2 separate regions of the Homo sapiens genome follow, and region 1 is linked to region 2. Evidence: read pairs that join two places in POLR2A ChIA-PET (ENCODE). Cell type or tissue: GM12878. All regions are shown on one strand. Each heading gives the region's core, and the rest is flanking DNA. Links, peaks and the distances in the headings are about the cores only. Region 1 overlaps AFG2A (AAA ATPase AFG2A). Region 2 overlaps AFG2A (AAA ATPase AFG2A).

What was found. ChIA-PET counts read pairs that join two places held together with the same protein. Peaks named below come from ENCODE experiments on the same cell type or tissue, not always from the same donor. Only the 100,000 strongest peaks of a DNase experiment are listed, where the experiment ranks them.
Region 1: POLR2A ChIA-PET joins it to region 2 with 9 read pairs; 2 of 35 experiments call an interaction of 5 or more read pairs at or near these places.

What each region holds. Positions count from the first base shown.
Region 1 is chr4:123,251,955-123,268,359 of GRCh38, reverse strand. It overlaps AFG2A (AAA ATPase AFG2A), which reads right to left. Exons shown (of 16, transcript NM_145207.3): 15 at 12,180-12,344. Among named protein-coding and RNA genes, the nearest start is that of SPRY1, 140 kb to the left of the region's middle. In GM12878, for the core only: no CTCF peak of the experiment used is centred there; a DNase peak (open chromatin) is centred at 8,919.
Region 2 is chr4:123,012,423-123,028,827 of GRCh38, reverse strand. AFG2A (AAA ATPase AFG2A) reads right to left here. Exons shown (of 16, transcript NM_145207.3): 11 at 433-642. It also overlaps the pseudogene COILP2. Among named protein-coding and RNA genes, the nearest start is that of AFG2A, 98 kb to the right of the region's middle. In GM12878, for the core only: no CTCF peak of the experiment used is centred there; no DNase peak of the experiment used is centred there.

The sequences.
Region 1 (16,405 bases), core at 5,998-10,997, 240 kb before region 2:
TTCTGGGAGACTTTCAACTTGATCATCCAATTCTTCCATTTATTTTTTATTTCTACCTGAATGTTTTACATTTTCAATTAAGGAACAATTGAGCCTTCTATTTTAGAGCTTCTGGTGCTTGTTTTGTGGCCATATTATTCTTGTCTCTCTTTTCATCTGCTCCCTAATTATGTCTATCCTCCCTGTGCTTGTTTTAGACTGTCTATTTTTAGCTTTTTTCAAATATTAGTGGTCCTTAGTTTTCAATTCATATTTAGGAAAGAGGCATCGAAATACCAATTGGAAACTGTGTGTGTCTATTAATATAAACATAAATTATATATTGATTGTCTAACATACTGGCATTAAGAAAGACAACATACACTCTTCATGGGTGATTAGCTTATAAGCCATGATCAGTTTAAATATAGGGATATATTTAAACATAGCTTTACAGACATACTCAGTTCAGATAGTGAGTCAACTGATTCTTCAAATACCTGTGTAAACTTATGTTTAGGCCCCTTGGAGTTCCTCAAGATGTATCACTACTTAGTAGCAGAAATAAAAGTTCAAAATAATACAGAACTTAGTTATATACTATTTTATGTCATAAAATATAGACAAGTTATTATAATGAAATCTTTTGATACTAATTTGTTTTTATCTAACAGTGTTTGACTTACGTTCTTTTACATATTCAGGCAAGAAATTTACCCTAGGCAAAGTAAATACAATTCTTGCTTTCAATCATAAAACCGCTCCTTAAGGATTCTTTCAAAGTGAATAAAAATATGCCAAAAGGCTAATTTTGCTGTCACTGAAAGATTGTCCTGTCCAAGTGCCAAAAGTAGTGTGACTTCATTTTGAAGGAAAAGGGAAAATATCTAATTTATGATGTGGAACTTCCACAATGGTAAAGTAGCATGTTTACTATACCTAAAGTTCTTTTGCTCCTAAACAGGGAAACTTTGCTATAAATATAAAAGCAAAACCCATTTTCCAGAATTTAATAGTAAATAGGGAGTGAGCTATTATTAAAGAACATCAGAAATAATCTTTGGAAATTTGAAACACAAATAAAATAAAAAGAGAAAACCCTATGAATCTAAATTCTTTCTACTTTTCTTTCTAGTCAGTCTAAGGCATGGTTAAATTCTGTTCTTCAGTTTCCAAAAACTAGTGGAGGGTTTCCTTAAGAACAAGGTAACCACTGCATTGCAGCTCTGAACAACCATTTTATAAAGTTTAATAACATTCTAATAGAATGACTTCTTTCAGAACTCTTCTCAGAATTATGGTCATTTGGGGATGAAGAACGAGAACATGTCAATTGTGTCTTTCATACACTGAATAACAGATATGTGGTGCTACTGTCCTCAGCATTAGACTTCTCAGCCTTATTACCTAAACACTGGGGTCCAATCCTAACTTCAAAGAAAGAGCAAAATAATGAGGTATGCTTATTTCCTAAACAATTATTCTAGTGGACACAGAAACCCTCAACTTTCTAAAGTTGGGTTACTATTTTTTTCTTTTTAATTAACAAGACATGTAAAAAAAGTTAGGAATAAGCTATAGGTGAGAAAGTAGCAATTAACTAAAGAATATGCCGAAATAGGGATATTACACAGGGAGTTTATAAAAAAACATTAGCTTTACACATTTGAAAGTGTAAAACATTAGCTTTACACATTTGAAAAGTAAAAAATAGTATACATCTTTAACAAGGAAAAAATAAAAATAGGATTACAGATGTTTATAAATATAAATCAGATGAAATAAATGCTGCATGTAAACTATGAAATATAGTTTAAAGAACACACCATTAAAACTAAAAACAAGACATATACATGAAACATTTATTATGAGTATTCATAAAATCTATGGCAACACAATGTGAAAAAATTAGGCAAATTGTAGATTTTTTAAACTAGATATCAAATTAAATTTGCTGATTATAACAAAATTTATTTACTGAGCACTTGTTATATGCTTACTAGGATAAGCACCTTATATAAATTATGTCATCTAATCTGGACAACTGTGAAGTTAAGGACCTCTCTTATCCTTATTTACATATGAATAAAAAGGTCACATAGCTAGGAAATGGAAGACTTGGCATTTGGGTTCACAGCTTTCTCATTCCATAACCCAGGGTACTTAACCATAATTCAATTTCATATAGTAAAAAGAGTTCCTAAAAGGAGAAACAGCTTTTACATGTGTATCTTTTCATATACAGATTAGGTTGTTATTAGAAATCAGCCTTCCATCACTTCAAATAACCAAACAAAAATAACTGTCACTATCAGAATCTATGCTACAGAGTTAACAGCATGCTTTGCACATCTCTTTTTTAACATCATAAGCTCCTCTCAGGTTAACAGAACCTAACCCCCACCTCCATTTTATCACTCTTCTGAAGATGAGGAAGCACAGATTAAATGGTTTATATAAAATATTGGAGAAAAAGAATGAGGAAATAGAGAGACTGAGAATTTGGAAGAAGAGAAATAAGGTGGAATGTTAAAATGCTCAAATCGGCATTATCATTGGCTTGAGTAATTCTCCACAGATACAGATTTACTCTGGATATCAGCCTTGGGGACTAGATTATCTGGTAGGTCCTGACTAACTTGTTCACTGGATATACTTCTTCCCTATAAAAAGGCTTCCATGTTTGGGTGTAAAAAGTTCTATTAAGTTTGTTGCTAACCAGCCTCTCATTCATATCCATTTCCTTTCTGACTAATACTTCTTGTAAACTCACAGCACTTTTAAATACCTGGCATAGAGTTAGCAATACAGGTATGGCAGCACAAGGTGTTCTGGAGTATGATTAGCTTTGGTGTAAACATCCTATCTAAAATAGCCTTCAGGTAAGCTGAATGTACTTTTGTTGCCAATTTAAGCAGAAGGTGAAGTTTGGAAATACAGAGAATCTCCATACACTGTAAGTACATTGTATCTCCATACATTGAAGTTTTAAAAATTGTTAAGTTAAAATGAACAATATTATAATTTTGCAACCTTCATTTATTTTCCCAACAAAGAGTTTAAGGAAAAAGTCGGCTGCTGTATATTTCCATTCTATAACGCTTTTTATCCAAGTATCCCCAAAATCATAGATAGTGAACTTGATTAGCTGTTCTTAAGGAAGTTGAAAAGCATAACAACCAAAGATCTCAGGGTAAAAAAATCACTAGGCCTTCAACTCTCTGAGCATGTAAAATTTTCTTTTCTACTTAGTGGAAAACTGTTAAAGTTTGCTAAGGAGAATTTTATTAAAATCCAAGTTCTGTGCACTGTCAGAGTCATTTAAGGTCCCCATTCTTCTGGTGCCATAATTAATATCTTTTGGCCACAGAAGAAAATATTTAGAGGCATTGACTAAGATCCCAAGATCCCAGCTTTCTGGACAGACTGTAAGAGAAGCATAACCATACTACATATCCCTGGAGGTCCAATCCCTAAGGGATTCCTTATACAATTAATTTAATTTATGACAGGTATATAACCACACAGATTTTTAACACTTGAAAGGATTATAAAAAGACCATCTTCCTATCCCCTTATTACAAGATGAAAGTGAGTTCTACAAATGATAAATGATTTGGCTAAACTCATATTGTTCTAGGTGGCCATGATGGGTCTTGGCTTTTACCAAATTTCTTCACTTAGCATGTAGATCATAAAATGCTGAAGAAGGGAAAAGGGGAGTGGTACAGGACTAGCTCAAAAGTTACAGTCCTAAATATCTACTTTTAGCACATGCTGATTTTTGCTCTGAAAGATCCCTTCATAATTCATTTACAACAGAGAGCCATATTTTAGCCACTAAACAGGTGCAGAGATTGTGCTTTTGTCCTTAGAGTTTATATTCAAAGTTACATAATATGGCTCAGAGGATATAATCCACCTTACTTTTAATATTCTAGCAATTTACAACAAGTGCTGTACCTCATGGCAGGTTAAAGTTTGCACAAAAGACCTTTTATTATTATTTTCATTTTTTATTTCAATAGGTTTTTGGGGAACACATGGTGTTTGGTTACATAGATAAGTTCTTTAGTGGTGATTTCTGAGATTTTGGTGCACTCATCACCCAAGCAGTGTACACTGTACCCAATGTGTAGTCTTTTATCCCTCACTCCCCTCACACCCTTTCCCCCAAGTCCCCAGAGTCCACTGTATCATTCTTATGCCTTTGCATACTCATAGCTTTGCTCCCACTTATGAGTAAGAACATAAGATGTTTGGGTTTCTGTTTCTGAGTTACTTCACTTAGAATAATGGTTGCCAATTCCATCCAGGTTGCTGCGAATGCCATTATTTCGTTCCTTTTTATGGCTAAGTAGTATTCCATGGTGTATATATATGCCACAATTTCTGTATCCACTTGTTGATTGATGGGCATTTGGGCTGGTTCCATATTTTTGTAATTGTGAATTGTGCTGCTATAAACATGCATGTGTAAGTATCTTTTTCATATAATGACTTATTTCCTCTGGGTAGATACTAGCAGTGGGATTGCTGGATCAAATGGTAGTTCTACTTTTAGTTCTTTAAGGAATCTCTACACTGTTTTCCATAGTGATTGTACTAGTTTACATTCCCACCAGCAGTGTAACGATGTCCCCTTTTTAGCACATCCACGCCAACATCTATTATTTTTTGATTTTTTGATTATGGCTATTCTTATAGGAATAAAGTGGTATTGCACTGTGGTTTTGATTTGCATTTTCCTGATCATTAGTGATGCTATTTTTTCATATGTTTGTTGGCCATTTCTGTATCTTCTACAAAAGACATCTTTAATAGTCCCAATTTATTTTTATCCAAGGGCTCATGAGGTAAATGTTAAAGTTACAGAAAGTAGTTTATATATTTGAGATGTAAAATCTCCATTTGTTTATTTAGTGACAATAACTCTATATAAGGTGCTATGCTAGGCATTGTGAGGGAGATAAAGGTGGAGAAGACAAAAATAAGACACCTTGTACAGATGTAAAGCTTGTATCTACAAAAGGGTGCCCAGCCAAGGGGGGCAAATAGGGGCTGAAATGTTGCTCATGCTCTGACAAGCTTTTTGCTGTAACAAAAAGCTGTCACCAAGTGGGGTGAAGGAACACCTTTTTCTAATTCGTGTAATGGTGCTTGGAAGGCTAGCTAGTGGTGGCTTTGGACACAAATGCCACAAATCTTTCAATAATACAAATCTGACCACAACAGTGATCACATTTTTCAATGGTTTTCCATTGCTGAAAGGAGAAAAGCAAGTTCGGATGATATTCAAGTTCCTTCATATTTAAGTCTGACCTACTTTTTCTGCTTCATCCCCTACTACTTCTACATGAAGACTCTTTCTGCCAATCATATTCAAACTTTAACTGATTTTAGACCACACCATGTTCTTTCATTCATCTCTGCCTTTCCATCTGCCCATCAAAACTCAGAAAAAAATTCTTCTGGGTATCATCTATCTCATTTAATCCCAGGTAGTGTGAGTTACTCCTCCTCCTTTCTCCTATAGCATTCTGCACATCAGTAGATCATGCCACATAAATACATTATATAAAACTTCGTTGTTTATACTTTTCATTCTAAATTGCAAACATTATTCACAATACCTAGGAAATAAAAGAAATTAATTGATAAAAACAAGGTTCCTAACTTTAGGTAGCTTATACTTTTTTGGAGAAGATGAAAACAAGGTAGGTAAAGACAATTACTGTAAGAGAAAAAGGTATAAAAATGGTACAGATGTTTCATAACTGCTGTTTAGTTTGCTAAGTCACTATTCACAGGAATTGACAAACTTTTATCAAATATTCAGAGACGTCAAAGGGAACTATGAAAGTTTCAAAGAACGTTGTGTTGACACAGAGGCATTAGGAGATCGTGGAGTCCTTCAAGTGGAACTGAGAGACCTGGTTTCTGGTCCCAGGTTTGTCACTTATTTGCTGTGGGATCTCAGACAAGCCAATTTCTTTTGCTTGACTTTAGTTCTTTCGCTACAGCACTGCTCTCATAGAGTTAGGGTACTCAAATAGATAATGTATATGAAAATATGATTAAAACTAGAAAGTGCCACTTCAGCAAATGTTAAAACTGACATTTTTGGTTGGTAAAATGACTTAGAATCAATACATAAATGTACCACCCATCTAATATTAATGCCCACCGAGTGTGTGTGAGACAGCTGTTTTGCCAGACTTTAAGAAGTACAAGAACTGATCTCTGCCCTAGAGAATCTGTGTTTGGGGAGATGAGGCAGCTGCTCATATTAAAATATCTACAGAGGCCAGACACAGTGGCTCAGGCCTGTAATCCCAACACTTTAGGAGGCTGAGATAGGAGGATTGCTTGAGGCCAGGAGTTTAAGACCAGGCTGGGCAACATGACAATGTCTACAAATTTTTTTAAAAAAATTAGCTGGGCACAGTGGCATGCACCTCTATTCTGAGCTACTCAGGAGGCTTGGGCAGGAGGACCACTTGAGCCCAGGAGTTCAAAGTTGCAGTAAGGTATGATCATGACACTGCACTCCAGCCTGGGCAATAGAATGAGACCCTGTCTCTAAAAAAATAAAATAACTACAAAATATGGTAACAGCTAAACAAGGAAAACAAAAATAAGTGTAAAAGAGTACAAAAGAATAGGCTATTTATTGGTGGGGTGGTCATTATGGTTTAATGACAAAGTAGTTATTTCAGTAGGTCGTGTAAGGAAAGAATATAGTTGTCCCTTGGTATCCAAGGGCAATTGGTTCCAGGAGCCCCTTAGATACCAAAATCCAAGGATGCTGAAGTCCCTTATATAAAATGGCATAGTATTTGCATATAACCTGTGCACATCCTCTTGTATACATCATCTCTAGATTACTTATGACAACTGACATAATGTAAATGCTATATAGTTGTCATGCTATATTTTCAAATTTGTACTTTTTGTTGTTGTATTGTTATTTTTTGTTGCTTTTTTCTGATATTTTCTATTCCCAGTTGGTTGAATTTGCAGATGGAACTTGCAGATACAGAGCACTGAGTATTTTGAAATTCTGGGGCACAGATACAGAATTTTAGTGTAAAGACACAAGGAAGAATAGAGAGATAGCAAAGAAGATCTCAAATATAGTAGACTACTTGGTGATAGCAGCATGTTTTCATAGGGCAGTTTCTGATTAGGCAGGAAAAGTAGGTTGCAGACAGTCCATAGCAGCAGTCCCCAACATTTTTGGGACCAGGGACTGGTTTTGTGGAAGACAATTTTTCCACAAATGGGGTGGGGGGATGGTTTCGGAATGAAACTGTTCTCAGGCGTTAGATTCTCATAGGGAGCACACAACCTAGATCCCTCGCACGCATAGTTCACAATAGGGTTCGTGCTCCTATGAGAGTCTAATGCCACTGCTGATCTAACAGGAGGCAGAACTCAGGCAGTAATGCTCACTTGTCTGCCACTCACTCATGCTATGCAGTACTGGTGCTGGTCCGTGGCCAGGAGGTTGGGGACCCCTGGTCTGTAGGAGAGTGCTAAGTACTGTGCTGCTCTGCTTCACTTTGGAGACAAGTACACTGCTGCTAGCTGCTTTCTAACAATAATAAGTAGAGCGCTTAAGACCAGGTCAAATGGTCCTTCCTTAGAATCCTTATTCCTATCTCACATGTGTTGTTTGACTGGTCAGATGAACAATCTATGCCAGATTCTAATACAATGACTGATATTTTAGTTTGGGGAATACTATCACAAGAGATTTCACATAAGAAGAGTACAGACATTTTAAGTGGCTATAATTGCTCCTTCTGTTTTCACTGTGTGGGAGAAAAAGAGATGTCAGAAAAAACGTTAATCAGTGAGACAGAAAAGTAATTTAAGGCTCTCCTTTTATTAGCTATAATAGCTCAAGCATAGTGAATAGGACCCTTCTTGAATTAATGAGGCAAACTAGAAGGTGATTTTTTAAATGTCAAGCTGGCATGAAGATCTTGTGCTATTATTAGACCCAGGAAGGCATAGACTACAAAACAGAATTCAGGGCATGACAGATCATTTAAAAATAAAACAAACAGACTAAGTTTACATGAAGTTAAAGCTTTTTGAAAACTCAGTGTGAAATGTATTTAACTCTAATGAATTGCTTTAAAAAGATCTTCTAGAGCTACATTCATAAGATTGCAATAAAAAAACCACTATAGTAAGCAAATTTTTACATTTTAAAGAAAAGAAGGTGTTTTTTTTGCTCCTGACTGCCACATCATGAGTTGCATGCCTGCTCCCAGGAAGGGCCTGTCCCAATCGGCTCCTCCCTGTCACTGCAGTGTCCCCACTTGGCTGAAGCTGGCCTCTGAAGATGTAAGGGAGGAGATTTACAAACTGGCCAAGAAGGGCCTGACTCCCTCACAAATTGGTGATCCCAAGGGATTCACTGAAAGGAGGATAATATCCAAATTCAAATAAAAATTCAACCCCAATTTTACAGATATCAGTCTTTGGCCTATGTCAGCAAATTCTGATACACAGAAGAAATTATGCATCTTACTCATCACCTGTGTTCCCAAGCATAGGGCATATGGGGTAATGAGCCCAGTTATTGCTTTTTTTTGTAAATATATTTGTGACAGTTGATTTTCTGTTACAGATAAAACTCTTCCAAAAGTAACCAGGATAATTTGATAAAAGATAAATGAATAAATGAGGTGGAATTGCTACAAATAACTTAAAAAACAAAAATCAGAGCAAAAGAAAACAATAGTGATAACCAAAAAGACTTACTTCCTCCTGAGAGAAATTCCCTTCTGCTTTTAAATGGCACATGTTTTTTCATTAACTGACAGCTACAGTCAAGAAGCCAGGACAATGAGGGCCATAGCCACAGGGACAATGAGTGGCAGGTGGCAGAGATGGCTAAAAGACGCAACCTGCTTCAGTCTCCCCTCAGAGGCTGCTCCCTAACGGCTGTATTCCCCTTCCAGCTGGTGACAGACTTCCTCTTGAGAGCCTCCTGAGGCTTACAAAAGTGTTTCAATTCTCTGTATACCCTCTCCACGAAGGAAAAATGGAGTAACTTTGACCAGAAGGAGCTATTTCAAACACTGAGCTGGTCTAAGCTTTCATAGAACAATGCTGATTGGGCAAAATAAATAACCAAGTGAAAAGAAAATAATTTTTTAAAGTAACCTCTTCTCATCCCTGCCATTAAAAGTACCAGTGGTGGGCACAGAGGCTCATGCCTGTAATCCCAGCACTTTGGGAGGCCAAGGTGGGCGGATCACCTGAGGTCAGGAGTTCAAGACCAGCCTGGCCAATGTGGTGAAACCCTGTCTCTAATAAAAATACAAAAATTAGCTGGGCGTGGTGGTGGGTGCCTGTAATCCCAGCGACTTGGGAGGCTGAGGCAGGAGAATTGCTTGAACCCGGGAGGCGGAGGTTGCAGTGAGCCAAGATCGTGCCACTGCACTCCAGCCTGGGATACAAGGGCGAAACTCTGTCTCAAAAAAAAAAAAAAAAAAAAAAAAAGTACCAGTATCATTTCCATCTTAATCATCCTCTACAACTTTTTCACTAAAAATAAAAAATGCTCACTACACTTCAACATTTTGTTTCTAAAAAACAATTAGAGTGCCAGGAAATTCCTCGTCTCTGGCTTTCCTGCCCAAATTCTTGTTCATATAGCTAATAGTATACACTTAAATAAAATTAATTTTATATAATCTTGAATATAATATACTATTCTCTTGTGAGGACAATAAATTGATAGTAGTTTCATTTTTATACCCAAAGTGGCCAAAGAGACACTCCAACTCTGAGAAAATGGCTGTGTCTACAGCAGGGAGTTAGAGGGCTCCTCTTGTAACAAATGAGAACTGAAGTCTATTTTTCCTAAATCTAATTTAAAAATCTTTTTTCCCCACAGTTTATCAAGTGCTTGTTAAACACACACCATGTAGAAGGTTCTGTGTGAAGACAGAGAAACAGAGAGAGAGAAATGAAACCTTTTATCTTAAGCATTACTTAACGTCTCCTAAATCTCCTGTTTATTAACTTTAAGACTTTTAAAGAAATAATAATTTTCCTAAAACAACTGTGTGAACTGCCTACCTATTCAGACCAAAACAAAACAAAACAAAAACCCTCAACAGGGAACAAACCTGCCTCATCTAAATTAGAAACCACAGAACTACTAAGATGTAGCTGTTAGCAAAATTTCTATGAAGTTGTAATAATATACTAATTATAAATAGGACCACAATGGGATGCCCTCCCCAATCCAAGCATTATGGAACACAACAATATAATTTGAGGAAAGATAGAATTTTCTGCTACTTTTCCTGTGACGATTTTCAGAAGATCTCATATAAAAATTAATCATAAATGTGCTTACATGTTAGATTAAATAAGAAGTGCACTACATAAGAATTAGCAAGCCAGTACAATAATTGCTGGCACCAAATGAGGTTTTTTTCCTTTTAGCCAGATAGAATCTCACTGGGTTTTATTTTTGTTTTGCACTTCGATGTTACTACCATGAATTACTTCAAAGTGAGAAAGGCATATTTATATCTTGCTAACTGCTCTTCTAGTTTACTCGGCTCAAGTGAGAGATTTATGGTTTCTTCGTCTTCCTCTTGCTGTTTCCTGCAAATTGCCATATCATCATACAAGATGCCAGCCCTCGTCTCAAATCAAAAACTGAATTCTAGAAATGTTGGAGCAGTCAGTTAACCATAACTGTATGTTCATTTTAACTTTATGGATGGTCATAAAGATCACTGTTTCAGAGGAGTTAAAGGTGAGCGCACTTCAACTGCTTCTCAAGCTACTTTCCACATGGCTTTTTATTCCAGTGGACTTGAAAAATATAAAGGAGGAAAATCAAATACAAATACTCCTCAACTTATGATGGGGCTATGTCCTGGTAAACCCATCATCAGTTGAATATGTCTAAGTCAAAAATGCATATATGTTTTTGACTTACGATATTTTCAACTTGTTATTTTCAACTTAAGATGGATTTATCCAGATGTAGCTGTATTGTAAGTTGAGGAGTGTACTGAGTGTGTACCACTTTTGCACCATTGTAAAGCCCCAAAATCTTAAGTCAAACTGTCATAAGTTGGGGACTGTCTATATCTATATCTATGGTTCTTGGGGCAAAACAATGAATAGATCTGGGATTTATTTTGGTTGTTGTTATTAGCTATGACTGCATGATACACTAAGTTCAGTTCCAAATAGACTCTCGGAGTACCACTAATGATCTGTCATATGGTAATCTCTTCGGTGTTTACATAAGACGAATGAAAACAATAGCAAGCAAAACAGAATGTGGAGTCCTAGCCTACTGAGTAATTCAGAATAAAAATAATCTGTAACCTTGTACTTAAAAAAATATTAATCTCCCATTAAAAGTCTACATCATTGGTGTGACAGATGCTATTTCTGTGTCGAGGTACATAGTTGGTCCTTTCCTTAAGAAATGCAGCTAGAAAAGTTGCAGAATTATTTCATGGAATTTTATTTGGTAAATAAAAATAGCATAAGTAAAGAGTTGGTAAGGAGAGAAAAAATGTTAATCTGCCATACATAAAAGTCATTTTCATATTTTCACAGAGGTCTTGCTGTTCTTGTCAAGAGTTTATCTTCAGAGGTAAGGGCAGATGGTCCCTTTTACTGTGAGAGAATGTTTAATACAAAATTAGACTGAGATAACTTGCCAAAATGACAAAAAGATGATAATGATACAATCTGTTTGCTTTGCCCTTTATACTCATGATATCCTAATTTTATTTCTATGCTCTCCATGAGGAAACAGGAGGGAAGGTAGTAGTATCATTTCCATTTGATGGGTAAAGAACGCAAAGTTAGAGAAGTGTGTGATTGGTTAGAAACTGCTGTATTAAGAAGCCCAGTGGAAGAATCTACTTCTAGTCTAGTGTTCTTCTCACTATATTATGCTATTCCTCTGAAGACTACATTTTGAGAAATAATAGGAGCAAGTAAAAAACAATTGTGATATAATAGAAGCCACGTAAAGTGCAATTTAACTTAGTGACTATGTCATGTACTGCACTTCCTGTTTCAAGATTTCTTAGTATGGTCATTTAAAACACCTCAGGGCAAGCAATTTATTTTGCTTAATGACCCTGAGCCACCGCTTTCCTCCCACTAAGGTATTTTGAAGGGAACTATCTTACCTCTGCTCCTGAGTATGCGTCGGTTTGAAGGATGAGTTCATCCAGGTCAACTTCATTACTGACAGGCATGGAGTGAAACTGCAGCTTAAATATTTCCCTTCTTGTTGCTGCATCCGGTAAAGGCACATAGATGATTCTATCAATTCTTCCAGGCCGCATCAAAGCCTATAAAGAAAATGAGGCAACATGAATTAACTGGGCTCAGAACTGACATTCCATCTCAAAGATACCTAGGGAAAGATGTCTGGAATTTCACGAACAATCCACTATTATTCGTAATTGGTAAATAAAACAAGTACCAGAGATTCCATAATCTATGTCACCGATACAAACAATGTCAAGAGTACTTTTGAAAATAGAAGGCTGGGCGCGGTGGCTCACGCCTGTAATCCCAGCACTTTGGGATGCTGAGGTGGGTGGAGCAGGAGGTCTCTGTCTCAAAAAAAAAAAAAAAAAAAAAAAATAGAAAAGCAGTACTTATGGGAGGTTTGCCCTTCTCAGCAATTATCAGGTGAATAAAAGATGACTATTCTCTTTTCAAAAATGTGCAAATAATTTGCACTCATTATATCAAAAGGAATTTTTTTTGTAACTTCCTTAAATAACTACTAAAATATGGTTTAAGGACAGGTATGGTGGCTCACGCCTATAATCCCAGCACTTGGTGTTTTTTTTTTTTTCTTTTTGAGACAGAGTCTCACTCTGCCACCCAGGCTGGAGTGCAGTGGCGCAGTCTCAGCTCACTGCAAGATTCTCCTGCCTCAGCCTCCCTAGTGGCTGGGACTACAGGCACATGCCACCACACCTGGCTAATTTTTAGTAGAGACGGGGTTTCACCATGTTGGCCAGGCTTGTCTCGAACTCCTGACCTCAGGCGTTCGATCTGCCTGCCTTGGTCTCCCAGAGTGCTGGGATTACAGGCGTGAGCCACGGTGCCCGGCCAATCCCAGCACTTTGGAAGGGCAAGGAGGGCAGACTGCTTGAGTCCAGGAGTTCGAGACCAGCCTGGGCAACATGACAAAACGACATCTCTACAAAAAAATACAAAAATTAGCTGGGCACGGTGGTGCATGCCTGTAGTCCCAGCCACTCAGGAGGCTAAGGTGAGAGGATCACTTGAGCCCAGGAGGCGGAGGTTGCAGTAAACCAAGATAGCACTACTGCACTCCAGTCTGGGTGACAGAATAAGACTCCATTTAAAAAAAAAAATCTGTAGCCATATATATATATCTGTATCTATATCTGAGTTAAGCTGTTAGCTGTTTCAGAGATCCCTCAAAATAGCAGAGTTCTAATAAAAGAATAGTTCTAGAGCTGAATGCAGTCAAATGAGCCTTCTTAATATTTTACTAGAGGCTAATGCCTACATTATTTTACAACTAATGGATTCACTTATTCAGAAAAATTTGGTGAGCATGTATTACATCCCAGACATTGCTCTTGGTAATAGGAGAAAGCATGAATAAGATGTGTACAATTGACTATGGTGATGGTTATACATATGTGTGAATATACTAAAAATCAATGAATTAAATATTTCAAATAGTGAATTTTATGGTATGTGAATTATCTCAAAGTGGTTAAAAAGAGGTATGTGTCTAAATCTCTCTCTGTGTGTATCTACAGAGGCAATGTGGCAACTTTTAGCAACTTCTAAAAAGAACAAATTGGAAAAATTTACACTACTTGACTTCAAAACTTATAATGCTAAAGAAACAAGATAGTGTGAGAGTATCTAGAGGATAAAGATACGGATAAATAAAATAGAAAAAGGAAGTCCATACTGATTTTAAGGCACTCAAAAAGGAAATTATCTTAAGAAATGGTACTGTGAATACTAGAAATCCATATGAAAAAAATGAACATTGACCCTTACCTCACACCATACTGAAAAATAAACTTGAAATGTATGAGCTAAAACTACAAAACTTCTAGAAGTATAAAAGAAAAACATGGACAAACTGGTCTTTACAAAAATCAAAACAAAATTTCTCTTCAAAAGGTACCTTTAAGAAAACGAAAAGACAGGTCACAGACTGGGATAAAATATTCACAATATGCATATTTGCAAAGGGCTTGTATCCAAAATATATAAAGAATCCTCATAATTCAATAATAAGAAAATAACCCAAAGTAACTGGACTAAAAATTTGAACATACTTGCTAACCACACAGCTTCCTTTGTGAGGTAAGTATGTGAAAAGATACTTAACATCATTAGTTATCAGATCAATGCAAATTTAAGCCACAATGAGATACCATTACATTATAAGAATGATGAAAATTAAAGACACTAACAATACCAAAGACCGATCAAGGACATGGAGCAACTAGAAATTACATACACTGTTAATGGGAATATAAAATAGAACAACCACTTTGGAAAGCTATTTGTCAGCTTCTTAAGAAGTTAAACCCACCACATCATAACAACCCAATTATTGTGAAATAATCTAGGTAGTTACCTAAGAAGAAAAAACCCATATCTACACAAAGACTTGTATATGGAAGTTCACAAATTTTATTTTTTTGAGACAGAGTCTCACTCTGTCACCCAGGCTAGAGTGCAGTGATGTGATCTTGGCTCACTGCAATCTCCACCTCCTGCACTCAAGTGATACTCTCTTCTCAGCCTCCCAGGTAGCTGGGACCACAGGTATGCACCACCATGCCCAGCTATTTTTTTTTTTTTTTTGAGGTGGAGTTTCGCTCTTGTTGCCCAGGCTGGAAGTGCAGTGGTGCAGTCTTTGCTCACTGCAACCTCTGCCTCCTGGGTTCGAGCAATTCTCCTGCCTCAGCCTCCCAAGTAGCTGGGATTACAGGCGCCCACCACCACGCCTGGCTAATTTTTTGTATTTTTAGTAGAGATGGGGTTTTGCCATACTGGCCAGGCTGGTCTTGAACTCCAGACCTCAGGTGATCTGCCTGCCACGGCCTCCCAAAGTGCTGGGATTACAGGCTTGAGCCACCGTGCCCAGCCCCAGCTATTTCTTTTGTATTTTCAGTAAAGATGGGGTCTTGCCATGCTGCCCAGGCTGGTCTCAAACACCCATGTCCAAGTGATCCACCCACCTTGGCCTCCCAAAGTGCTGAGATTACAGGTGTGAGTCACTGTGCCCAGCCCACAGTAGCTTTATTCACAATAGTAAAATTGTAAACAACCCAAATGTCTACCAACTTATGAGTGAATAGTCAAAATATATAATGGAATACTACTCAACAATAGAAAGGAAATACTGAACACTCAACAATGTGCATGAGTCTCATCATGCTGAGTCAAATAGAACAGACATAAGAGAGTACATACTGCATTTATATAAAATATTTACAAAGTCCAATCTAATCTATAGTAGCAAAAAGCAGACTAGTGGTTGACTGCAACCTGAGGAAGAGGGAAAAATGGACTGCAAAAGGGCAAAAGCAATCTTTTGAGGGTGATGGGGATGTTCTGCACCTTAATTGCAGAGGTGGTTTCACAGGTTTACACAAGTCTAAATTAATTGACTTGTACATATAAGTTGATACAATTATTGTGTGTAAACTGAAACTAAATAAAAGGGATTAATAAAGAGTAGTAACTTGCATTTGTTAGACTCCCAGTATTTATAAATCAGTAAATTTAAAGAGGAATAAAGATATTTTAAAATTTTCTCTATCTGGAAAGATTATCTTCTTTGACTAAGCAGTTTGGAAAAAATCACGTAAGAAGTCATGTAAGAGAAAGAATACTTATTTAACAAGCTGTGACAGATCAATTTCTATGATTTAGCCATGAATTTGGTGACATATATTACAACCATTTCACAATCTCATAGTTAATTTGTTTTATTTTTGTTTGTTTTGTTTTGTTTTAATGTACTTCACCATGTTCATACTTAGAGTTCCAAACAGACTGTTCAAATCCATGGGGTCATATCATCATATCTCATACCAGTGCTTTATAAAATACTCGAGTGAATGTTAACAAATGTAATGGAAAAAAGGGTTTTCTTGTTAAATAAATTTGGATAACACTGTGTAGAAACAAAATAAAAGGTTTGTATAGGTTTCTATATGAAGGAATTTTTGGAAATTATATTAATGGGTAATAAAAATATCTAGGAGAAACCTATGGTAGTATGTAAAAATTCTATTTTAAATTCCCAAACTCTAATCATGGAACATCTCAAAAACTAATATTTCTTTTCCACTTTGGAAAATGCTGTTGTATACTTTTTGTATATGTT
Region 2 (16,405 bases), core at 6,842-11,841:
GGAAAAGTATTTTTAAAGAATTTAGTGTACCATAACAAGTGTCTTGTTCATTTGAAAATTCTAGGTATGTAAATATTGAATTCACTGTCATGTTTATCTTTAAGTCCTGGTTAAGCAAAAGTCTATAATTAAAAATGTAGAAACAAACAAAAAAAAAGATTAGCTTCTGTTACACATGGATATAAGAAATACCAGAATCAAGAAACTAAATAAAGCAGTCTTCCCAATGTCTACCATGATTTGCTGATTACATGCACGAATTTATTTCTTATCACTCATCTCCCTATATTATATTGCCATCAACATCAAATAAAAAAAAAAGAATCACTGCTCCTTAAGATGCCTTTATTCGTTCTCCTAAAGGTAGGAGTCAGAGAATGGGGGTTGGGGGAGGCCAAGAGAGAGTAGCGATTAAAAAATTTAACACCCTACCTTTATAGCTAGAAAATTCAGTCCACTCTCATTGGCCAAAGCCTTTGCTATCATTGTTTTAGAGCACCCAGGTGGCCCATAGAGAAGAACTCCTTTAGGTGGCTGAATACCCATTCGAATGAAAGACTCTGGATGTTTTAAGGGCCATTCCACAGCCTGTTCCAACTTCAGTTTGATACTTTCCAGTCCTCCTATATCTGACCAGGATACCTGAAAAATAGAACATTTTCCAAATATAAGTTTTGCCAGGACAAACAGAGAACTAAAAAAAAATAAAAAACATATCATTAACAGAAGAACTGCAAAAAAGAATAGAACCATTTAAGAATCAGGAAAATCCTTTAAAAAATTCCAAGAATAACAAGAAGTAAATTAGGAGTACATAAAATGTGAACTGCATATTGTAAAAATACTAAAAAAAAAAAAATTCTGCTTGTAAGTCTCATATAAATAACTGTTTAAATGATTGAGCATATCGTAAAATCTAACCTTCTAGAAAGATTTAGAAGTTACGTTTCATCTGTCTGAAAGTGGTTTGAGTCAAGTCATCCAAGGTCTCATCTATATATCTAATTTCTTATACCTGTTTTTTAGCAAAACTACTTCCAAGCATATTTTTGTAGATCTTTATAGAACACACAATCATTTTTATCTTTAGCATATAAAGTATCCCCAAGGTTTTATTTTTCTCAACTAAGAAATACCCCCAGAACAAGACAGCTCTTTATATGTCTTAAGAATATACGTGTACCAGAAAACGTACACAAGAAATAGAATAATGAGACAGGAATCCATGCGTTAAAGAACTAACTATAACAACCAGTAACCATGAACAACCACAGTTCAACAGAAAGGATACTAAGTACAATAACAAACTGAAAAGGCCATTGGGAGTTCCCAGGAAGAAAAGACTACTTCTAGCTGGAAGACAAACGTAAAAGCCAACTCTCGAAGGATAGATGAGATTTGGAAATGCAAGAACAGGGAAATGGCTAGGTACAGGCCAAAAAGTGACAGAAAGCTCAGAAGGAAAGAAGTATAAAAAGGAAAAGAGAAAAAATATTTGAGGGAGGGAAATAAAGAAAAGTTGAAGTCATAGCATAGGGCCCTGAAGACCAGAGGAAGGAATTCAAGAGAATTCTTTGTACATTCTTGGAAGTCTTTGAAGTTTTTTAATCTAGAAAGCAATATGGTCTGAAATGTCCTTCTGGAAGATTTCTCTGACAAGATTCATCAGAGAGATCAATTAATGACATAAATATCAGAAAAAAAAACACACCTTGAGCTAGAGTAAACACATGCAGATACTGAAAACTCACTGGAAGGATACTTCAGAGCTATAATTGTGGGTTCTGGGAGTAGAAAAAGAAACAGGAAAAACTTAAAGCTACATTTGGAGAGGGGTGGTGAAACAAAATGGTATCTAGGGTAATATTCAGGATTCAGACTCGGACAAATGAGTAATTAAAAGTTACATGAAAAGAAATAAGGGAACATGTTTGGGAACTAAGGAATATGATGCATAAGGTGTCAACTGGGACTTGAATATAGTAGAAAAATATGGACTATGTGATGACTAATCAATCTATATGAATGGAAAGATTGGGGTCTGAGTGATGCATTCTCTATCCTTAATTTCTTTACAAGTATGTATAGACCCCATGTTGTAACGAATACTCCACCATAAATATAAATCCTTAACAAAAGTATTTCTTAGAGCACGTAAGGTCTCACACATAAAGTATATTACTCATATTGCTTTATAACATAAGTACAGTACAAATTTAAAAAACCACTTTCACTCTTCAAAATACCGCAGAAATCAACTCAATTCTGTTGTACAAATAATCCATATAACTTAAGCTAAACCAAGCTTGGCCAACCTTCAGTCCAACACAAATTGGTAAAGTCTGTTAAAATATTATGAGATTTTTTTGCAATTTTTTTTAGCTCATCACCTATCGTTCGTGTTAGTATTTTTTTTTAGTTCTATATGATTTTATTTAAAAATGTGTACAGCTGAAGGAGGGATCTGATCTTTTGTTAAAAGAAACCAATTTTCACAGTATATATTTGGCCACTTAAGCTTTGTAGTGAATAATAACAGAAAAGGAAGTTTCTGTTCAAATCCTCACTCCAGCACACTCAGCCAGGTGCTTGGCAAGATGACACATTTCCTGGTCTGAGGCTCACAGCCAACCCTCTCACCCAAGTGGAACACCAATCAATTCTCCTCCAGACAGACAGACAGACACACATACACACACACACACACACACACACACACACATACACATACACGAGGTCTTATTTTTACTGCTCTACACAGGGCCCTGAGAATCCTTAATTTTAAAGTTGGGAAAAACGTGAAAGGATTCCTTAACTCATTGTCTGTGACAAATCCAACTACCTTTTAACTCTTAACCATTGCCAAGTATAAAATACTTGAAATTTACGAGATGCTCCATTTAATGGGACAACTCAAATGCTATAAAATTAGGTCAAGTAACATGCTTTAATATTTTTAAATGTTACTTAAAACTTAATGAGACAAGATATGCAGCACATTCTTGGTATTATAAACTCCTACTGACAACTGCTGCTTGATGGTCAAAAACTTTTAAAAAAGAGAAGAAACCATACATATTGGTATACAACAACGTTTGCAGGGAATGTCATGTTTTACATTTTGTTAACTGAAATTGAACCTGACAAAAAAACCAAAGGTCTACAAAACCGACACCCATGTCATTTTAAATGATGAGGTAGATTGTTTCCTATGCAGTAAAGTGAAGATAACAAAAAAACCCATACAACTTTCAAATCCTCTTAAAAAAAAAAAGTTCAAGTTATAGTCACTTTCACAAACAAGACATTCATAAACTATAAGATGGAGCGGTCATATTCAGACAGGTTCTGTACTTGATGTGTTAATCGGAGATTCAATAATCAGTCTTGGATCAATCAACTCTCCCCAAAATACAGTGATCTTGCTCTCCTGCATCACAGCATACTCCACTACCTCGGTTCCATTTTCAATGTGATAAACCAAATCAAATTTCCCAGGTTCTCTCAAGGCAGGTAAGGATGAAAGAATTTCTGTATCTACTTGCTGTGTCTCTGGATTGTGGCTTAATATTTTTCCTTGTAATCAGAGACAACAGAAGAGTGTAACTGGATGTTAGTTCCAAAGATTAAATGCAATCTTTTCTCCAACTTGAGGGGCAGCTGTTAACAGCGGTAACAGACCATACAGTCCTTCTAGTGTGTCTCTACCGGATTCTGGAAAACAGTAGATGAATTTGTTACCACTTTATTTAATTGCTGTTGTCTCTGGTTGTCAGTGCTTCTATTTACAACACAGGAAACAGGATGCCCTTGTCCTCGACCTCTCCCCCGCATTCCCCGTCCCCTAGCTCCCTTCCAAGAAAAAAGGTTCTCTCCTCTACCCCATCCTCTTTCTAAACTGGGGAGAGACACACTGGGAGAAGGACCAGGAGCCTGTCTGCCACCATTTAACCCAGAACGCTTCCATCCAGTAGCACCTGCAGTCTGTGATGACAGCCCAGGGCCTGGACAACCTCTTCCTGCAAAAAGGCCTACTGTCTTTTAGAAATCCACAGCACACTCCGGGGTGCTCGATGACATCAAGCATTCACCTCTGACTCTGAACCAGAATCTGAACTAGAAGATGATGTTCCAGAGGTCTTGCCCTTGCTGGGGGTTAAGGCTAAAGCCAGATTTTGTAGCCAGTTTGTCTGCAGTTGTACTTTTGGTAGAGGGTCCTTCCTTTGATTACTTAGTTGGTAATTTCTCTGAGGAATTTCTGGCCTCCAAAGTGACTTTGCTGGGACCATCATGATTGATTCATGACAAGACTCAGACTCCGAGGAGGAACTGGGACTCTCGTTTGAGCAAACGCTTACACCACCTTTCCTTTTGGTTTTAACAAGGCTGTTTCTAGCAGAGCCTTTTGGAGAACTACATCTCTAATTGGCCCAGTCTTTTACTGCCTGTACTTTAGGTGACTTGGGATTCCTGGCCTTTTTTTCATATTCACATTTCTCCTTTTTCTTTGGTGATTTTTTTTTGGGGGGTCTGTTCGTTATCATCACCCGTTGTGCCACAGGTTGCTTTATTTTTTCTTTTGTTTCTTTTTTTTTTTTTTGCTTATAGTCTGATCTGTGACCGCTTTTCGTTCTAGATCCAAGACCTTCTCATTATTGTTATTGTACTCTTGCTTCTTCCAATGCTTCTTTGAATAGTTGTAATCTGGGTTAGTTTCTTCATCCTCCTCTAACTTAAATGCCCACTTCATTGCTTTTCTAAGTGATAAATGAGTACTGTCACCATTACTGATGACTACAGAATTCTCAGCAACTCCTCTCTCTTCTAATTTAACTCTGAGGCAGTCATTGTCTCTCATCAGGCATGCGCTCTCGGTGGGGGGCAGGAACCCCTGCTCCAGGTAGAGGCCTCGGAGGGCCCCCAGAACGGAAGCCAAATCGCTGGCGGATGAGACTAATGAGATCTGTGACAACTCGGCGCCTGTTCAAGTCAACCAGAAGCCAGGAAGGCCGTACAGTGCAGGGTAGCTGGCAGTGGGTAATCATATTGAAGCTGTAGCCTAACCGGCTCGGAGGCTGCCATCTTGCTCGGAGCCCGTGTTAGTATATTTTATGTGTGGCCCGAGACGATAATTCTTCCAATGTGGACAAGAGAAGCCAGAAGATTGGACAACTCTGAGCAAGACTGAATTTATATGACTATCAAGGCCTGTGTGGAAAAGGTAAATAATTTATTAAAATGTGCAACTCTCAAGATGTTTTTGCATGCCAACTCTCCTAGTGACAATGGCAAAGAAAGAGTTAGAAGGAAATATTATAGGTATAGGATACTCAGTTTCACTTCTGCATTTCATTACTAACTGGTGGAGGAAGTTCTTTCTCTCAATTTAGGAATCTCCAATCATAATAAACAAATATTCTACAGGCATTTCATTATTATTTTTTTCTTTTTTATTTGAACTTTTATTTTAGATTCAAGGAGTACATATGCAGTTTGTTACACAAGTATATTGTGTGACGCTGAGGTTTGGATTACAGTTGAACCCCTCACCCAGGTAGTGATCATGGGACTTCATCAAAGAGTTCTGAAAGGAGTTTTAACCCTTTTTTTTCCTTCCTTTTATTATTATTATTATCATTATTATTATACTTTAAGTTTTAGGGTACATGTGCACAATGTGCAGGTTAGTTACATATGTATACATGTGCCATGCTGGTGTGCTGCACCCATTAACTCATCATTTAGCATTAGGTATATCTCCTAATGCTATCCCTCCCCCCTCCCCCAACCCCACAACAGTCCCCAGTGTGTGATGTTCCCCTTCCTGTGTCCATGTGTTCTCATTGTTCAATTCCCATCTATGAGTGAGAACATGCGGTGTTTGGTTTTTTGTCCTTGAGATAGTTTACTGCGAATGATGATTTCCAATTTCATCCATGTCCCTACAAAGGACATGAACTCATCATTTTTTATGGCTGCATAGTATTCCATGGTGTATATGTGCCACATTTTCTTAATCCTGTCTATCATTGTTGGACATTTGGGTTGGTTCCAAGTTTTTGCTATTGTGAATAGTGCCACAATAAACATACGTGTGCATGTGTCTTTATAGCAGCATGATTTATAGTCCTTTGGGTATATACCCAGTAATGGGATGGCTGGGTCAAATGGTATTTCTAGTTCTAGATCCCTGAGGAATCGCCACACTGACTTCCACAATGGTTGAACTAGTTTACAGTCCCACCAACAGTGTAAAAGTGTTCCTATTTCTCCACATCCTCTCCAGCACCTGTTGTTTCCTGACTTTTTAATGATTGCCATTCTAACTGGTGTGAGATGGTATCTCATTGTGGTTTTGATTTGCATTTCTCTGATGGCCAGTGATGATGACCATTTTTTCATGTGTCTTTTGGCTGCATAAATGTCTTCTTTTGAGAAGTGTCTGTTCATATCCTTTGCCCACTTTTTGATGGGGTTGTTTGTTTTCTTGTAAATTTGTTTGGGTTCATTGTAGATTCTGGATATTAGTCCTTTGTCAGATGAGTAGGTTGCGAAAATTTTCTCCCATTCTGTAGGTTGCCTGTTCACTCTGATGGTAGTTTCTTTTGCTGTGCAGAAGCTCTTTAGTTTAATTAGATCCCATTTGTCAATTTTGGCTTTTGTTGCCATTGCTTTCGGTGTTTTAGACATGAAGTCCTTACCCATGCCTATGTCCTGAATGGTAATGCCTAGGTTTTCTTCTAGGGTTTTTATGGTTTTAGGTCTAACGTTTAAGTCTTTAATCCATCTTGAATTAATTTTTGTATAAGGCGTAAGGAAGGGATCCAGTTTCAGCTTTCTACATATGGCTAGCCAGTTTTCCCAGCACCATTTATTAAATAGGGAATCCCTTCCCCATTGCTTGTTTTTCTCAGGTTTGTCAAAGATCAGATAGTTGTAGATATGCGGCATTATTTCTGAGGGCTCTGTTCTGTTCCATTGATCTATATCTCTGTTTTGGTACCAGTACCATGCTGTTTTGGTTACTGGCATTCCATTATTATAGAGGTCCCCTCTCCTGGGCTGTTTAGGACTGCTGACTATATGGAGACTTTGTACTACTGGCATTTAACAGAAAAGATTAAAATAAATTAAATGATCTGACTTATTTTGAAGACAGGAAGAAATATAAGAAAATGCTCAAAGAGGAACATTTCTTTGTGGGATAATCTCTCTGTGAGACACACTGAGAGAGCTTTTATTTATTATGGAAGTTCTCTAAAATGTAAATGAAACACATCAATCAAGTGATTCTTATAGTCTATTAAGATCCATGTGTTCGTAGAAGGGCTATCATTAAAGAAGGAGTAGTGGGGTTTAAGAAGAGCAAGGAAGTAGACTTAATGGAAAGCAACACACAGTAACTGAAGTTCTATTTATATCTCAGATGGCAACAGTGAGCTATAAATTTAAGATTCTGGCTTCTTGGTGAAGACTGTTTGTCATGTAATTAGATATACCTTGTTGTCTTCCTAATAGGTAAGAATAAAAATCTTAAAAAGGGAAAAGGTAAAAAAAGAAAAAAAAAAAGCTCAAAGAGTCCATTTCAAAAATCATTAAAATTTTTTTTTAAAAAAAGCTTAAATAACTAGCTTGGGAAAGGTACCGTTACAAGTATGGAATATAAGAGGAAATGGATGATACAAAAAAGAAATGCAAAATCAAACTATGGGGGTAAAAAGCTCAACTCTCTACTAATCAAAGCCAAAACATCCAAATTAAAATAGTGAAAAGCTGTTTTCAGCTTATAAAATTAGCGAAGAGTAAAATATGGACTTCTCAAGGCCAGTGATAGACAATGAGTCAACACTGTCACACACTGGTAGAAGAAAAAAATCGTAATGTTTATTAAATGTACTTGGCAACATATTTTAGAAGTTCATACATTTTACCTAGTAATATTACTTCCTAGACTATCCTCCCAAAACAGTTCAGGAAATACAAAAAGATTTCTTCTTCAAAGATTCATGGCACAACACTCTGTATGACAGAAAATAACCTAGAAACAACCTCAATGCTAAACATCAAACAACTATTAAATGAATTATAGAATACTTAAAGAATGGACAATCATATAGAAATTAAATAAATTTTAGAAGATATTTTATATTTTCTGAAAATTTATGTAATAAAAAAGCAGAATATAAAGATTTTAATACATTATAATCCCAATTAAAACACACACACAGGTCAGGAGTTCAAGACCAGCCTGGCCAACGTGGTGAAACCCCGCCTCTACTAAAAATACAAAAATTAGCCAGGCATAGTGGCCGGCACCTGGAAACTCCGCTACTCGGGAGGCTGAGGCAAGGGAATCACTTGAACCAGGGAGGCGGAGGTTACACTGAGCCGAGATCGCGCCATTGAACTCCAGCCTGAACGCCAAGAGTGAAAGTCCGTCTCAGAAAAAAAAAAAAAACCACATACACATATATGTATTTTCAAAAATTGTTATTTTTAAAGTGATAGGAATACAAGCAATTTCTATATTATCCATAATAATTTTTGGTATTACGAAAATTTTCTACAGTGAAACTGCATTACTTTTATCATTTGACATACTCGTGTGTGTGTCTGTGTGCATGTGTGTGTGTGTGTTTGTGTTTGTATGTATATATAAAAGCATGAGGACAAGGAAGCAGACTAAGATCCTAGAAGCTGTGGTCAAGAAAAAAAGAAAAGCATGACGCAGATGGGGAGTTAAAAGGTTCAGCCAAAAACAAAAACAAAACTAAACAAAAAAAGCCTTGATGGGTGCCCAACGTTGTCAGGGAACCACCCATTCACCTAGTAGAACTAGGTGACAAAGTTAGAGAAATGACTGATTAACAAATCTAGGAAATTTTCTTAACCTAAGTTTCCTTTATTATTACAACTGTAATTCGTTTATTCTTTCCAACTATTGTACTGTGGCTAAAATTTACTACTGAAATAAATTCAATCAATTTTAAGAAATGTCTTCTATGTGCAGGATTTGTCCTAGAGACTGTAGGGGCACAAAGATGAGTGCAATAATGTCCAAAAAATCTGAAATCTAGAAAGAGAAATAAGAAAAGTATCCTAAAAGAGAGTCTCTAAATATATAAAATATCTGTCTTTACACAAATTAATACAAAAGCTACTGAAAAACAGCTTTATAATTCTCAAATAAGACAGTGAAGACAGATTTGAAAATTGCATACATGTAAGATGTCAAGTTTTTAGAATATAAAAATAGCAGCAATTCCCACCTTGTTGATTATGAGAATAGCAGATATAAGAAGTATAGCCTACAAGAAATTATAAAGAAGGATGTAAGAATTATCTGTATGCCAATACCTAAAAGTAATCCTTGTTAATATTTTGGTGTAGGACCTTCTAGCCTCTCCAAATGCAAACACACATGTGTGCATGTGTATGTATGGTTTAACATATTCACAATTTTACATTCTGATTCTTTTTAACTTCATACTTTTTTGATATAGTAAATATCTTCTAAAATTTAGAACTTGGTAAAAAAAAAAATGGTCTTGGGTTCAAATCTCAGACCCAGTACTTACTATGTGACTTTGGGTAATTTACTTCAACTCTCTAAACTTTTTCCTCTTCTATAATATGGGGATAATAAACCCTAAGGTCTCAGGATCACTGTGAGAATTAAACAGGAGAGCATATGTTAAATTAATTGTACTTTGCCTGGCATGTGGTAAATATTTAATAAATACTAGATACTTTATTTAAATGTCTGAGAGATGATTATAAAGTTTGTATTCTGGAGGACTACTGAAAAAGATAAGCCATTAAATTATCTTCATTTTTTTTTGTTCTGATCACTTTAAACTAAAGGCAAACCAATTTTGCATTTTGATTTTAGTACCTGAAAGCCAAAAAAATGATAACTCTTTCTATGGCTATGATAATAATTCACAAATAAATATGAATCAGCTTAAAAAGCCTGGCCAACATGGTGAAACCCCATCTCTACTAAAAATACAAAAAAAAAAAAAAATTAGCTGGGCGTGGTGGTGCATGCCAGTAATCCCAGCTACTCAAGAGGCTGAGGCAGGAGACTCGCTTGAACCTGGGAGGCGGAGGTTGCAGTGAGCCAAGAGCATGCCACTACACTCTAGCCTGGGTGACACAGCGAGACTCTGTCTCAAAAAAAAAAAGCTTATTATTACACAGAAGAGTTCTAAAGCATAGGAAGTCATGGGAAAAGTTAGTCTGTAGAGAAGGATAAACACTACCATGAAATCATAAAATCCTAGAACTAGAAGAGGAATTCAAAAGCTAGCTGTTTCACTATCCTACCTTCAGACAGTATATCATCTTTCAACACCTCTCATCTTTCAACAAATAGTACTTTATGCTTAAAATTGTTTTTAATTCTAGAACCTTCTTTTTAATAACTTACAATATATCATAACTACCGTAAAATTATTCCTACAATATAGTCTAAATTATTTTTACAATATAACCTAAATCATTCCTGATAATATTTGCATCCGATCTTATTTTGCCCTAATGAAAACAGTGAACAGCTGCTCACATATGGCTTTATAACTTTTTGAATTAAAGTCAGAAGTGCAAGAACAGCTGTCAAACAAGCACAGAGCAGTGAGATAAATTTCCCAAGGAACATGTCCCTGACAAACATCCTATAGTTAGTTCTTCCTAGCCAAACACCCCAAAACAAAATAAAACAACAACAACAAAAATTCAAACTGTACACCCATAGAAGCCAAGGAACTTGATGATCAGGTTAAAAATAAATAGAAAAAAAAATACTTTTATGGACAAATTCCAAGGCAGCAAAATAAAAATTAATGAACTGAGCTACAGACATTAGAAAAATTACTATGAGAGAGGAATTCCGTAGCTCCAGGGGCACTGACAATGTTTTTATACATCTATGAGTCAAGATCCTCTTGCTTGCTGGGTGCCAAGTTTTTTACCACCAGGGACAAAAATTCTTTTCAAAGTATTATTTTAGAGAAAATGCCATGACATTTTGTTTTTTCATGCTAACAACTCCCAGTGTAAGGACAAGAAGTCAGGCAGTCACAATTGGGCTGGCACCTGTTCCAAATTCTTTGTGGGGTCATACACTAACTTTTCAACAATGTTCAAAAGACACATATTTTGTTTAGAAATCATAAGTGTACCAAATTACTAAAGATACTGCATATTGCAGGAAAAAAAAGGTTGAGAAAACCAACCTCCAAGGTCAAGAACAATTATAAATTTCCAAATGCTTCTTTAATACAGATAAAGCAAGATTAGGAAGCAGTAACTGTTAAAATGTGTTCTTAGATCTAAATGAAAATAAGTAAAAGCCATTAGCTGTATATAGTGAAAAGCAAAAAAAAAAAAAAAAAAAAAAAAAAAAAAAAAATTTCCCATGCTGTAAAGACACATTCTATGAAGATTTAAAGAAAAAAAAAAAAAAAGAAGTCAAAAGTTCCAGTTTCACTATGGTGCCATAAGGCAACTATAGACTCTCTCCCGTTGATTAAAAAGAAAAATGTCAGCTCTCGCTCTCGCTCTCGCTCTCGCTCTCCCTCTCCCTCTCCCTTTCCCTCTCCCCCCTCTCCCTCTCTCTCTCCCTCTCCCTCTCCCTTTCCCTCTCCCCCCTCTCCCTCTCCCCTTCCCTCTCCCCCCTCTCCCTCTCCCCACGGTCTCCCTCTCCCTCTCTTTCCACAGTCTCCCACTGATGCCGAGCCGAAGCTGGACTGTACTGCTGCCATCTCGGCTCACTGCAGCCTCCCTGCCTGATTCTCCTGCCTCAGCCTGCCGAGGGCCTGCGATTGCAGGCGTGCGCCACCACGCCTGACTGGTTTTCGTATTTTTTTGGTGGAGACGGGGTTTCGCTGTGTTGGCCGGGCTGGTCTCCAGCTCCGAACTGCGAGTGATCCGCCAGCCTCGGCGTCCCGAGGTGCCGGGATTGCAGACGGAGTCTGGTTCACTCAGTGCTCAATGGTGCCCAGGCTGGAGTGCAGTGGCGTGATCTCAGCTCGCTACAACCTCCACCTCCCAGCCGCCTGCCTTGGCCTCCCAAAGTGCCAAGATTGCAGCCTCTGCCCGGCCGCCACCCCGTCTGGGAAGTGAGGAGCGTCTCTGCCTGGCCGCCCATCGTCTGGGACGTGAGGAGCCCCTCTGCCTGGCTACCCAGTCTGGAAAGTGAGGAGCGTCTCTGCCCGGCCGCCATCCCATCTAGGAAGTGAGGAGCACCTCTACCCGGCCGCCATCCCATCTAGGAAGTGAGGAGCGTCTCTGCCCAGCCGCCCATCGTCTAAGATGTGGGGAGCGCCTCTGCCCCGCCACCCCGTCTGGGATGTGAGGAGCACCTCTACCCGGCCGCGACCCCGTCTGGGAGGTGAGGAGCGTCTCTGCCCAGCCGCCCTGTCTGAGAAGTGAGGAGACCCTCCGCCTGGCAACCGCCCCATATGAGAAGTGAGGAGCCCCTCCACCCGGCAGCCACCCCGTCTAGGAAGTGAGGGGCGTCTCTGCCCGGCAGCCACCCCATCCGGGAGGGAGGTGGGGGTCAGCCCCTCTGCCCGGCCAGCCGCCCCGTCCGGGAGGGAGGTGGGGGGATCAGCCCCCTGCCCGGCCAGCCGCCCCGTCCGGGAGGGAGGTGGGGGGGTCAGCCCCTCGCCCGGCCAGCCACCCCGTCTGGGAGGTGAGGGGCGCCTCTGCCCGGCCGCCCCTACTGGGAAGTGAGGAGCCCCTCTGCCCGGCCAGCCGCCCCATCCGGGAAGGAAGTGGGGGGGTCAGCCCCCCGCCCAGCCAGCCGCCCCATCCAGGAGGAAGGTAGGGGGGTCAGCCCCCCGCCCGGCCAGCCGCCCCGTCCGGGAGGTGAGGGGCGCCTCTGCCCGGCCGCCCCTACTGGGAAGTGAGGAGCCCCTCTGCCCGGCCAGCCGCCCCGTCCGGGAGGGAGGTGGGGGGGTCAGCCCCCCGCCCGGCCAGCCGCCCCATCCGGGAGGGAGGTGGGGGGGTCAGCCCCCCACCCGAGCCGCCCGGTCCGGGAGGTGAGGGGCACCTCTGCCCGGCCGCCCCTACTGGGAAGTGAGGAGCCCCTCTGCCCAGCCACCACCCCATCTGGGAGGTGTACCCAACAGCTCATTGATAACGGGCCATGATGACAATGGCGGTTTTGTGGAACAGAAAGGGGAGAAAGGCGGGGAAAGGATTGAGAAATCGGATGGTTGCCATGTCTGTGTAGAAAGAGGTAGACACGGGAGACTTTTCATTTTGTTCTGTACTAAGAAAAATTCTTCTGCCTTGTGATCCTGTTGATCGGTGACCCTACCCCCAACCCTGTGCTCTCTGAAACATGTGCTGTGTCCACTCAGGGTTAAATGGAATAATGGTGGTGCAAGATGTGCTTTGTTAAACAGATGCTTGAAGGCAGCATGCTCGTTAAGAGTCATCACCACTCCCTAATCTCAAGTACCCAGGGACACAAACACTGCGGAAGGCCGCAGGGTCCTCTGCATAGGAAAACCAGAGACCTTTGTTCACTTGTTTATCTGCTGACCCTCCCTCCACTATTGTCCTATGACCCTGCCAAATCCCCCTCTGTGAGAAACACCCAAGAATGATCAATTAAAAAAAAAAAAAAAAGAAAGAAAAATGTCAGACAAAATACAAAAATCACTCGAGGACTCTGAAAACCAATGAAAAGCAGACAGATTGTGCAGACAAGTAAAAATGTGAAGTGCTATGCACAGGGTGAGTGGGAAGGGCTGAGTGTTCAAAGAGGTCTTTGCTTCTCTTTTCTCCCAGCCTTTCCCCTCTTTCTGTTTTATTTCCATTTTCCATAAGCAAGCTTAGGTTGAAAACATCTAACAATTTCACAGATGGGAGTACAGAAAGCTAAAAAACTAGATTAGAAAGAATATAAGAAACTATACACCAAAACTGGGCCACTAATTGCTCTTGATTTGTTGGGATTTGTTGCTCTTTAGTAAATAACATTGAGAACCTCACTAAACATATAATAGCTAAGAGGGCCAGATGTTCATAGATGTCATATTTAATAAGTAAAGACATTAAGATGGGAATTAGTCAAGTTTAAAAAATATAGGTATCTGAAAAAAACATGAAAAATATTATCAACTTAAAGGTAATTTTTTTTCAAACTGTATAGATTTCAATAATCAGTTTAATGGTTATATTAAAATCTTAGCTCAATTTCTAAAATATAATTACATTACAATCACACTTAGCACTGTCCTCAGATCTGGCTATGCATGAAGTCAAACCTTATAAATATAATAAATTATCCAAGTAACTTCCCTTAGATTACAAAAATGTATGTCTTAATTCACCTTAAAAATGGTTAACCATTTACACAATGAGCTTTTAAAAAACTACCTACTTTTGTCAGATGAACAAGTATAAGAAAAAAAACTCATAAAAAATGGAAACTTAAAAAAGTAACAAAAATTAAGACTCAGATATGACAACAGCATAAAACTCGCCTACAAAATTCTTCATACATCATGAAAATATTTTGCTTTTTCTAATTTACCAAATTCCTTGAATAACTTCCCTATAATCACCAGCAAATGCTTTGAATATTTAAGAAAACTGCTTAGTAACTCCTGCAATTCTTACCATGGCATAGCAGAACTGGGAAAGATAAAGGAATATGGAAAATATAGAAACTAAAAACAAGGAAACTAAAAACAGAGGGAAGACAGAGGGGATTCTACTGATTGACCCCTAAGCCCAGGAGCTAAGTATATGTTTAACAAGCTTCTTAAGTGAATTTTAAGTCAATCATATGGAATACTACATAACCAAATGACCCAAAACTAGAAGAAATCATTTTTAATAGTAAAAATGTTTAAATGAGTTTTGATTACTTTTCTTGATAATTTGAGGCATGAGTAATTAATAACTAAACTATTTTTTCTATATGTGTGTATGACTAGGACCTTCCTAACATAGTACCTTCTATATTACATATGTTTGGTGCTTGGTAAAGAAATAAATTAATAGGCAGACATATATTTATCTTGTATTATCTTACAAGTAAAACAACAGAAGGGGTAAAAGTGACAGAGGGACAAGCTGGTAGGAGGTTAAGATGGGCAATATAGAAAAAAGTTGGAGATTTGCTGCACCTACCAACCCATCATCTAGGTTTTAAGCCCCACATGCATTAGGTATTTGTCCTAATGCTCTCCCTTCCCTTGCCCCCCAACCCCGACAGGCCCTGGTGTGTGATGTTTCCCTCCCTGTGTCCATGTGTTCTCATTGTTCAACTCCCACTTATGAGTGAGAACATGCAGTGTTTGGTTTTCTGTTCCTGTGTTAGTTTGCTGAGAACCTGCACATTCTGTACACGTATCCTAGAACTTAAAGTAAAATAAAATAAAAATAAAGAAAAAAGTTGGAGAGTTAGTATTAAACCCATACATGTGGTCAGGTGAAAAAGGTTACCAATTGTCAGGCCTCTAAGCCCAAGCTAAGCCATCATATCCCCTGTGACCTGCACCTATATATACATCTAGATGGCCTGAAGTAACTGAAGAATCACAAAAGAAGTGAAAATGGCCTGTTCCTGCCTTAACTGATGACATTACCTTGTGAAATTCCTTCTCCTGGTTCATCCTGGCTCAAAAGCTCCCCCACTGAGCACCCTGTGACCCCCTGACCCCTGCCAGCCAGAGAACAACCCCCTTTGACTATAATTTTCCTTTACCTACCCAAATCCTATAAAACGGCCCCACCCCTATCTCCCTTTGCTGACTCTCTTTTCGGACTCAGCCCGCCGACACCCAGGTGAAATAAACAGCCTTGTTGCTCACACAAAGCCTGTTTGGTGGTGTCTTCACACAGACACGAGTGAAATTTGGTGCCGTGACTCGGATAGGGGGGCCTGCCTTGGGAGATCAGTCCGCTATTCTCCTGCTCTTTGCTCCATGAGAAAGATCCACCTACGACCTCTGGTCCTCAGACTAACCAGCCCAAGGAACATCTCACCAATTTTAAAGTCGGTAAGCGGCCTCTTTACTCTCTTCTCCAACCTCTCTCACTAACCCTCAATCTCTTTCTCCTTTCAATCTTGGTGCCACACTTCAGTCTCGCCCTTGTCTTAATTTCAGTTCCTTTCCTTTTCTGGTAGAGACAAAGGAGATGCGTTTTATCCGTGGACCGAAAACTCCAGCGCCGGTCACAGACTTGAGAAGACAGTCTTCCCTCGGTGTTTAATCACTGCGGGGATGCCTGCCTGATTATTCACCCACATTTCATTGGTGTCTGATCACCGCAGGGACGCCTGCCTTGGTCATTCACCCACATTCCCTTGGTGGCAAGTCAATTGTGGGGACACCTGCTTTGGCTGCTCACCCACCCCTTCTCTCTGTGTCTCTCCCCA